Regions from separate parts of the Mus musculus genome. Here region 1 is linked to region 2. Evidence: chromatin contacts called from ENCODE Hi-C or POLR2A ChIA-PET data. All regions are on one chromosome and are shown on one strand. Each heading gives the region's core, a stretch centred on a gene start or an enhancer-like site at or near the end of the contact. The rest is flanking DNA. Distances are from core to core; before and after follow the strand shown. Region 1 overlaps Zfp771 (zinc finger protein 771). Region 2 holds the start of Tbc1d10b (TBC1 domain family, member 10b).

What was found. Hi-C counts contacts between places; a loop is a spot of excess contacts on that map. ChIA-PET counts read pairs that join two places held with the same protein, here RNA polymerase II (POLR2A).
Region 1: a map of left cerebral cortex shows a loop between it and region 2 (8-fold over the local background). The contact joins the enhancer-like site here to the promoter of Tbc1d10b in region 2. A Hi-C loop is called at or near these places in 1 of 37 maps with a recorded cell type or tissue (left cerebral cortex). POLR2A ChIA-PET finds 5 or more read pairs at or near these places in 4 of 5 experiments (Patski and embryonic stem cell).

The regions. Positions count from the first base shown.
Region 1 is chr7:127,253,010-127,258,178 of GRCm38, forward strand. Zfp771 (zinc finger protein 771) reads left to right here. Exons shown (of 3, transcript NM_177362.4): 3 at 796-1,863. The coding sequence ends at 1,608. It overlaps Dctpp1 (dCTP pyrophosphatase 1), which reads right to left. Exons shown (of 3, transcript NM_023203.1): 3 at 3,950-4,327. The coding sequence ends at 4,027. Among named protein-coding and RNA genes, the nearest start is that of Dctpp1, 5.1 kb to the right of the region's middle. Within about 2 kb of position 1,407, at least 1 of the 3 ENCODE cell types and tissues checked has a DNase peak (open chromatin) inside an H3K27ac peak, as active enhancers do.
Region 2 is chr7:127,207,182-127,212,255 of GRCm38, forward strand. Tbc1d10b (TBC1 domain family, member 10b) reads right to left here and starts at 1,287. Exons shown (of 9, transcript NM_144522.5): 1 at 269-1,287. The coding sequence starts at 1,182. Mylpf (myosin light chain, phosphorylatable, fast skeletal muscle) reads left to right here and starts at 4,427. Exons shown (of 7, transcript NM_016754.5): 1 at 4,427-4,582. The coding sequence starts at 4,580.

The DNA of each region.
Region 1 (5,169 bases), core at 157-2,656, 46 kb after region 2:
TGCAGTAGCCTCCTCACGAGGCTCCTGGTTCTGTCTTCTCCTTCATTCGGGTTCCCAAAGAGTGTGACCGTCACTTTCCTGATCAAAATTCTCAGAAATCCCTCAGTGATTCTCCATCTCATTTACACTACAGGTCCTTAAATAAGAAACCCTCGTGTTTCCTTCCTCCTGATAACTATTACAACCAAGGGTCTTCCCAGCCTTATGTGTGTCTGCAGCACTCCAGCAATTAACCCATTGCTCTTGTAGGTGGGACTCCTCCCCGGATTCAGTCCTCACAGGTCTGAGGAAATTAGGAGGCAAGCTGTCACTGCTACATTACCAGCACTCGGGTTTCGAAACAGGGGCTCCTTATGTTTTTTTTTGGTTTTTTGTTTTTGTTTTGTTTTGGTTTTTGAAGACAGGGTTTCTCAGTGCAGCCCTGGCTGTCCTGGAACTCACTCTGTAGACCAGGCTGGCCTCGAACTCAGAAATTCAACCGGCCTCTGCCTCCCAAGTGCTGGGAGGGATTTAAGGCGTGTGCCAGCTTGGCCTGGACCTCTTGATCTTCCTGTCTCATCTCTACAATGTCAGACACCTGGCACTTTTTATCTAATGCCAAATCCCCAGTGTCTCTTAACTCTATAACCTAGATCGTGCCCAATAAATTTTGTGAACACAGGTAACTATAATGTCACCTGGTGTTGTGATGTATTAAGTCATTTAAGGAATTGAGGCGCAAAGAGTGTGCAGTGTTCGAGAGACCGAGGTTTCCGCTGGGGCCTTAGGGTTGACCTGTTCTCCCTTTCCCTGCAGGTTGCCAGCCAGATGCCAGCGCCATCGGCCGACCCGGCGCGCCCCCACGCGTGCCCGGACTGCGGCCGCGCCTTTGCGCGCCGCTCCACACTAGCCAAACATGCGCGCACGCACACGGGCGAGCGTCCCTTTGCGTGCACGGAATGCGGCCGGTGCTTCTCGCAGAAGTCGGCGCTGACCAAGCACGGCCGCACGCATACGGGCGAGCGACCCTACCAATGCCCGGAATGCGACAAGCGCTTCTCCGCCGCCTCGAACCTGCGGCAGCACCGGCGGCGTCACACCGGAGAGAAGCCGTACGCATGCGCACACTGTGGGCGGCGCTTTGCGCAGAGCTCCAATTACGCGCAGCATCTGCGCGTGCACACGGGCGAGAAGCCTTACGCGTGCCCGGACTGCGGACGAGCCTTCGGCGGAAGTTCGTGCCTGGCGCGCCACCGACGCACGCACACGGGCGAGCGCCCGTACGCATGCGCCGACTGCGGCACGCGCTTCGCTCAGAGCTCGGCGCTGGCCAAGCACCGGCGCGTGCACACGGGCGAGAAGCCGCACCGCTGCGCCGTGTGCGGCCGGCGCTTCGGCCACCGTTCCAACCTGGCGGAGCATGCGCGCACGCATACGGGCGAGCGGCCCTACCCGTGCACGGAGTGCGGCCGGCGCTTCCGCCTCAGCTCACACTTCATCCGCCACCGTCGCGCGCACATGCGGCGCCGCCTCTACATCTGCGCGGGCTGCGGCCGAGACTTCAAGCTACCCGCCAGTGCCACAGCCGCCACGCCCACCGAGCGCTGCCCGGAGTGCGAGGGCAGCTGAGCCACGGCGGGGCAGCGAGGGGCACTTGGGACTGGCACCTGAATTGTTCCTTCCATGCCTGCACCTGGGTCGGGGTGCTCTGGGACTGGGAGATAGGGAATGCCATACCGGGGTCCCTAGAACCATGCCTCGTCCCCGACTACATTCCCTTGGCCCTTCTGAGTGAATAAAGTATTCTATCCTCACCTCACGATGCCTGTAAGTGAGGTGGGTGGGAAGGGGAACATTAGGTACGGAACCAAATGGGGCAATAAACTAGCCTGGGATTGGGAGACACACACCAGGCTGGCTATGCCTCAGTCTCAGTTCTGAAAAGAGCCATAAACAAGACATGTGCTTGGCTAGATGATTGTGTTTTGCAGTCTTTGAGGGTCGGTATGGCAAAGGTGAGAAATGGGGCCCTGTAAATAGATTTAAGTACTTATGTAAATATATTAGCGCCCTCTCCCCATTTAATTAACCCTAAGCCGACTCACTATACACACCTGGCTTCAACTGGGGATCCTCTGAATCCTGAGGTTACAAACATGCACCACCATAGCTAGCTCCAAACCTCATTTTATCTCCACTTTTGCAGACAGCTAGTGAACGGTACAGCAGGAACTGTGCCATTTGTCAAGGAAACTGATGACCACAGGATTAAAACCAAAACCCTTGCAGAGGATCAGGGCTTCATCCCAAGCACCCACATGGCTTAACAGCCATCCATAACTCCAGTCCTAGGGGACCCAAAGCCCTGACGTCTGACATGGTACACAGACACACACTGGCAAAACATACACATAAAAGGTAGTTTTGGTTTGTAGCGCAAGCTGTCCTTAAAACCTATTTTTTGGGGGGATTCATTTTTTGAAACAGGGTTTGTCTGTATATATATCCCTGGCTGTCCTGGAACTCACTCTGTAGACCAGGCTAGCCTCGAACTTAGAAATCCACCTGCCTCTGCCTCCCAAGTGCTGGGATGAAAGGCGTGTGCCACCACTGCCAGGCTGTCCTCAAACTTATGTCCTTTTGTCTCAGTCTCTTTAATGCTGAGGTTACAGGTGTGCAATGCAACACCGTGCCCCAAAGTGATTTAAATATCATTAGGGGATGGGATGGGGGACAGTGAGCCATGGCATGTGTGGAGGTCACAGGGCAACTTGCAATAATTGGTTTTCTCCCTCTGCCATGTGGATCTCTGGGATAGTTTGGGTCACTGGACATTGGCCTTGATGAGCCATCTCGTAAGCCTGGAAGTACTATTTGTGTTTTTAAAGTGTGTAGATTTGTGCATACTTGAATGCACGTGCTAGTCAAACCAGGAAGATGGAGTGAGATTTGGACCTAGTAGTGTTAAGACATCTGTAAGCTGCCTGATGAGGGCATTGGCAACAAGACTTTTCAGTCCTCTGCAAGAGCCTCAAGTACTAAGTATAGTCGCGCATGCCTTTAATCTCAGCACTTGGGAGGCACAGGCAGATGCATCTCTGTGAGTCCAAGGCCAGCCTGGTCTACACAGCAAGTTCCAGGTCAGCCAACAATACATAGGGACCTTATCTCAACAGACAGACAAAAAAAAAAAAAAAGAAAAAAAAAAAAAAAGACAGCAAGTACACATATCTGCTGAGCACTCTCCAGTTCCAGAAGCCATGTTTTAAGATTTGTCTAGGTGAAGGAAAAGGAGCTGGAGCTCCAGAGACAAGGCAGGGTACAGATGTGATTTAAGTGTCACCATATTCACAGTGGGGTGGAAATGTAAAACTCAGCCTTTAAAAAAAAGATTTAGTGTATGAGTGCTCTATCTACATTTACACCTGTGTGTCAGGAGAGGTTGTGAGCCACCATGTGGGTGCTGGGATTTGAACTCAGGATCTCAGGGGAGTGGCTAATGCTCTTAACCACTGAGCCATCTCTCCAGCCTCAAACTAAGCCATTTTTAATCAGATGAATTCTTTTACCTGGGGAGGCACGAAGGGTCATCAGAGGAGGCAGACAATTAACTCGTCAATAGCACTGGTTTCTCTGCAGGACCTCGCTTTTTGGGAGGCAGTCTTAGGTGTTGTCGGGACATAATGTGCCCACACACCACATAAACTGTGCATTCAACACCATCTGACTGTAAAGAAGGAACAGAAATTGGCCCTGGCCAGGGAAGAGAGGCAGGCGGTCTTTACTTGTACAAAGGGGCCAAGGAAAGGAAGCTGTACCCAAGACTTGTGGCCCATACTTACTTCCTACTCTCTTCTGCAAGTTTTAAGTTGAAAAGGCAAAACAGCAACTGTTAGTTACACTGGACAGTACCCCACTTCTCTGCAGGATTTGAGATATTCTGTCTAGCTACTCAAGAAAAATCGAGATGTTTTTGCCTTAAGTCATTTTATTGAGAGAGAAAACACTTGGGCCCAGACTTAATAAGGCCAGATTAGCACCTCGTTTTTATGTGGAAGCCTGGTCTCTCAGCTCCGAGGCAGGGTCTCCAGCCCCCACAGCCTGGTTTTCAGAGATGGTCCCACGGGGCAAGTCAGTGTACTTGCAGGCAGAACCTCGGGACAGGTGGACTGGGTAACGTTGGCGGTTGGTGTCCATTTTGGAGATTACTGCTTGAGGTAAATCCACATGGCAGCGGGCTGCTAATGCTACCAGGTAGATGAGGACGTCGCTAAGCTCCTCCTGAAGGGCTGCTCTCTCCTTTGGTGGCCATGCTTGAGGACCAGGCTCTGTATCAGACTTCCACTGGCTAGAGAGAGAACAGGACAGACACATAAGCCTGCTAGTTTAGTGGGCCTGTCTATAGCTTCAAACCACCACAGCTCAGAAAATCCCTCCAAGAACAATGTACTCGCCCAGGCCCTGGGTAGAGCCAGGTGGGAAAGAGATTTTTTTTTCTTTCTTTGAGACAGGGTTTCTCTGTGTAGCCCTGTCTATCCTGGAACTCACTCTGTAGACTAGGCTGGTCTCGAACTCAGAAATTCACCTGACTCTGCCTCCCAAGTGCTGGGATTAAAGGCGTGCGCCACCACGCCCGTGACTCTACCTAAGCTATGGGAGTAACCAAGAGAACACTTGCTGAGACACTCCGAGGTCCAAGTCTATTTTTCACTGGCCCTAGCTGCTGTCACTCCAAACCAAACCCCAGACCCGAGTCATTGCGGGCATTCACCTTCCTGTTACCTCCCCCACCCATCCCTCTCCTACACAAAGCCTGATCACCTCCCCTGTTTGTGGTCACTGTTCCTTCTACTATGAGTAACACCCCCGCCCCAATCCTCCTAGATTTCCCGTTCTTAATACTTAGGTTTCAACTCAGAGGTTCCCATCTCAGAAACTTACTTTCTCATCTCCTTGTGTTATTCTCCCCTTCCAATCCCAAGACAGGCTCTTACATAACTCAGGTTTCAGAGTCTCTATGTGGCCAAGGATGAACATGTAATCCCCCAGCCTCTGCCTCTCAAGCCCTGGGGTCACATCACATACCACCACATTTGACTTAATTTCCCCTTAATCCTTGTCACAGTTCTAGACCACTTAAAATTGTGCTATCAGTCTCCTTCCACCAGGAATGGAGGCAGTCTGGTCCAA
Region 2 (5,074 bases), core at 37-2,536:
TCTTCATAGAGGAAACTGAGGCATAGAAACAGGGACACCACTAGCTCAAGGACACGGGCCTAGGCAAGGTCTAGGCTTAAATCGAGACGACTGCCTTGATCCCTGGTCCTCAGCTCTGAAGTCATAGAAACCCCAGGATGCTCTGGGCACTGCAGCTCCTGCTAATGACTCCCTGGGCCAGGGCTGGCCAGGTGCATCCCCTCCCCGCCCCTCCCCTCCCCCTACGCGTCCCCAGGCAGCCCCCACGGGGTGCCCACTGTGTACTCACAGGCTGCCTGAGTACTGGCTGCCCCCAAGGAAACCATACTTGTCCGTCTTGCGCAGGGCCATCCCATTTATCTCCGAGTCTGAACCCATGGAGCTCACATCATCCGGCAAGGACTCCAAGGTCCCTGACATGAGGCTCACGGAGTCCAAGTAGCTCAGGGTGTCTGGGGCCTGACCCCGAGGCCCCGAGATGCCAGGTCCTAGACTGGACGTGGAGCCCAGGTCTTGAAAGTTTTCAACAGGCTCCGGAGCTGGGGTCACTGTCACCACAGCCACCGGAGTCGGAGCCGGAGCCTCGCATGTCCCGGGAGGGCCTGTGACAGGCCCTGAGGGGTCCTCAGGCACCGACCCTGCTGATGCTGAGGTCGCAGCTTCATGCCCACCTGCCACCTGTCCTACTCCACCCCGTGCAGTCACTCCTGAAGCCACTGTGGTCCCCGGCTTGGGGGCAAGCGGGGGTTTGGCAGTCAGGGCTCCAGGCGCCATTCTGGAAGGTGTCCGAGTGGGGGTCCCTGGTCCTGGGACAGGAGAGGCTCGAACCTCTTCCGTCTTTTGAGTGTCTGTCCCCAAAGCCAAAGCCACCGACGTCTCGGCTCCTGTTTCTGCCGCTGGTGCGGGGAACTCTTGCGTCTTCGCGGCTTCGGGTGAGGCCTCCAGGGTCAGCATCACTACCGTGCTGCTCGTAGCTGTCGTGGGTGTAGAGGCCGAGGTCTGTGATGATCCTGGGACGCAGGCGGGCCGAGCCTCCCCGGGGGCCACCAATTCGACTGGGGCCGAAGTGGCTGTAGTCACTGGCGGTCCCGGTTCCACCACTAAGTGCGATCCGGCCCGGGAGCCCCGGGGCGGGGGCGAAGGGGCAGCGGGGGCGCCGTGGCGGCGCGGCGGGGCCACAAGGGGCGCCGGACCCGTCTCCATAGCTGCGGGCGGCCCCTCACATCCCCCCGCCGGGGAGGCCGCAGAAGGCGCCGCCCCTCAGGCCGCCCGGAGCAGCCCGCCGGGGCTGCAGAGAGGGCGAAGGGCGCGGCTCGGCGCGCGCCGGGGGCGGGGCGGGACCCGGCGGCAGGCGGCGGGCGGCGCGCGCAGGCGGGGCAAGGGTCGACGGCGCTCGCGCCGGGGTCTCCCGGCCTCTCACCCTACTCGCGCGCTCGCGCCGCCCCCTCCCAGCGAGGGGCCGGCTGCCGACGTCGCGCCTGCGCAGACGCGGAGGAGCAGCCACTGTCCCGGCGAACTACGCCTGCGCGAGGAAAGGCCCTCCCGCACCCCTCCTTTTTTTTTTTTTTTTTTTTTTTTTAATCTCCCGCCCCCTCTATAAGACCAGGACGGATAATAGGAGAGAGAAAACTGAGTTCCTGCCAATCGATGGAAGGGTGGGTGGGGTTAGAGGCGGGAAGAGGGTGGGTACTCGAGAAAGAGGAAGTGAAGAAGGCAGAGGCAGGACGAAGAAAACAAGCAATAGAAAAGAGAGATCCTGAGCATCCAGGCCAATAAACACAACTGAAGAGAGTGAGTGACCGCAGAAGGGCGGGGAATGAGGCTGGTGTTGGGCAGTAAGAGGCAGGGACTAGGAACTTGTTAGCCAATGGAAATGGTGAAAAGGGAACCAAATTAAAAAGGGGGGCTAGGCAGTCAAATTGACTGACGGTCACGTCTATTCCTGTGATGACAGCATCAGCAGTCAATAGAAAGAGCCGAAAAATTCTTAGACTTCCTGAGATGATCAGGAAGGAATGACAACCAGGGAGAGGCGGGCTTAACTTGTGATTAACTTGTTAGCCAATGACTGTCCTTCTCCACTTTGCATAAGAGTAGAAATAGATAACATTCTCTGCTTCTAGGGCCAGGGATGCTGCCAGCAGGCGGTGCCAGAGCAAGAATAGTCAGTGACAACCAGAGACAAGCGCGAGAGGAGGTGACAACTGGGGACATCACTGAGAAGAGCCTGGAGCATCGGTGCGGCTCCTAGCCAATAAGAGTGCCGCGCTGGCCTTCTTGGGTTTCCAAAAGAGCCCCTGTTCATTCAACTCCTGAGCTGCACCACAAACCCAGTGCCCTCATCAGTACTCTCTACCTCGATGTGTCTAGTTAGACTATAGTCAGTCCTCTGAAAGACTCATCTCTCAATTCCCTATTTCAGGCAGGAACTCAGACCAGGTTTCTCTAAGTTCTCATGTACAAACTCAGCTTCTCCCCCCCCCCCCACCTCCACCCCGCCGCCGCAAACACTGCAATTTCTGAAACCCATATCCTCTGAGCACTACTTCACTCTCCCGGCTTGTGGGTGGAGGTCCCATCTCAGAACCCAAATCCATGAATCCTCAATACCATGAACCCTCCTCTTTGAAGGATTCAAGAACCAAGCCGTATTGTTATCCACTTCTCTTAGTACTCATTAGCTACTAACTACAAGACCTGACGTTATGAGTTCTAACCTTCCAGATTCTTCTTTTTTTGTTTTGTTTTTTATTTATTTATTTATTTATTTATTTTCAAGACAGTGTCTCTGTGTGGCCCTGCACGTCTGTCCTGGAACTCACTCTGAAGACCATGCTGGCCTCAAACTCAGAGATCCGCCTGCCTCTGTCTCCTGAGTTCTGAGACTAAAGGCCACCGCTGAACCAGGAACCTTCCCACTTCTAAACACTGCTTCCTCTGTTCTCATTCTCTTGAGCCCCAGGATGAGTGGACTACCAAATCCATAAGGCCACTCTCAAAATCCTAGTGAGACCTAGCTCTCAATGTCCCTATCCCTTTCTGTCTTTTGAAGCTCCTTAGTCTTGTCAGCTTACTTTCCCGCTTCCAGCTCTGACCCGGACCCGGTGAGGACCTGTCAGATCTTCTTTTCATAACTTCTCCATCTTCCCCTTTGATTCAAGTTTACTGAGAAGTCCACAAATCCCATTCCCTTTTTGGAGTCTTTCTCACCTCCCAGAATGCACTAATGAGTGGGCTCCTGCATGACGTAGCCCCCTCCGTGGTACCCATATGTGGTACCCATATAAGGCAAAACAGCTGCCAACTAAAGCCGGGAGGGGCTGTGCGAAGGCCAAGGGCAGCTGCTAAGTTTAGGGTGGCTCCTTCTCTCTTCTTAGAGACAACAGGTGGCTGGGCCCCAGTGCCCAGAAAAGAAAATGTCTTAGTGGCATTGGCATGGACTGGAGGAGGGCAAGGGAGGGAACACATTCCTCAGGACATCAGGTCCTAAAGGGAGCAGGAGGAGATGCGTACCATTGCCAGCCTGGGGTTCCTATACTGCGGTTTCCCTAGATTCCCACTGCATGGATCAGTATGGGCCACTGAGGCCCAGAACATTATGAAAGTCACAACATCAGCCAAGCTAGCATTTTCCCAGAAAGGAAAAGATACTGGTTATGCTACCTGGGAGAGGATGGCTGGGGCCTCTGTGTTTTCTCTGAGGTCCAGCAAGAAGCCTAAACCTTGCAGGGCGTGGTGGCGCACGCCTTTAATCCCAGCACTTGGGAGGCAGAGGCAGGTGGATTTCTGAGTTCAAGGCCAGCCTGGTGTACAGAGTGAGTTCCAGGACAGCCAGGACTATATAGAGAAACCCTGTCTCAAAAAAACCAAAAAAAAAAAAAAAAAAAAGCCTAAACCTCTCTTGCTTCAATCCTTTCTTTTCAAGTGCACCGATGATGTCTCTGCTTGTTGTTGCAAACCCCACAGCATTTGGTCACCAACCTTAACATCAAGCCCCATCCTGATTCTGGCAATCCTAACAGCTGACTTTCACTGTGCTGGCCTTTGCCCATGTGCCCTGCGGTCTGCTCACTGGTCCTCACCTCACTCACTTCCTTAGCTTCCTGCTGAGTTTTGCTGTTGTCATTTGCTTACTTGCCTGCTTGCTTGCTAAAGTGAACCCACAAAACCAAGCATACTGTCTATTGGCACAAAATGCTTACTGAGTTTAGATCTGTGCCCACCCCACTCAGGGGCTCAAAAGTCTAGTTCATCTCTTCCAGAACTGTGGGCTTCCCTGAGCCCCTCTGAATCCTGGCACACTGCAGTCCCCCTTTGGGAGAAAGAACATCCCTTCCTACCTAGGTCCTAACGAGACTTGCATCCCAAGGCCTCCTCCCCCTCCCTTCCTGGGCTCCAGCTGCTGCAGGCCTCCAAGAAAGGAGAGGCCCCTGAGCTGGGCTATTTTAGTATCTGGGGTGGGTATCCACAGGGCTAAGGTTACCACGGTATGTTAAGGGCTGCCGGGGCAGGACTATATAACCCCAGAAGAACTGCTCCAAGCAGATTCTCTTCCTTTTTCCATCTGGAGCTACTGCCTTGCCCCCAGGAGATCTAAGACATGGTGAGTGAAGATTCCTCCCAACCTAGCATTAGCTCAGGATAGCCCTACCCTTCAAAAAAAAAAAAAGGGTGCTGCTTCTCATTCCAACTACAGGCAAAATATGAACCCTCTCTCTTAGCACCAGAATGGGGCCAGAGGAGAGTGATGGGCTGAAAGGTTCAGTCAAGGATAATATGCTCAGATATCTAACCATGATGTCTAGGGGTAGGGGTAGACCTGTTCAAAGTCTGTTCCACCCCTTTCTATCATTTCCTAAAGTCCTCAGACGAATGAGATGATCCTGCTTGCATTTTGTAAGTGGGAACTAGAGGTTCAGATAGGGCCAGTGAGTAGATTAAGCTAGCAAGTATGGACGCCAAGTTGGCAGGCAGAGGATTCTGAGAAGGGCACTTGTCAGTCAGGATGAAGTGATCTGGGAGCTATAGTTGGGAATTAAGACACACAGCCAAAATGAGGCCCCTTAGCCAAGAGGTGCCAAGAAAAAGAAGAGTT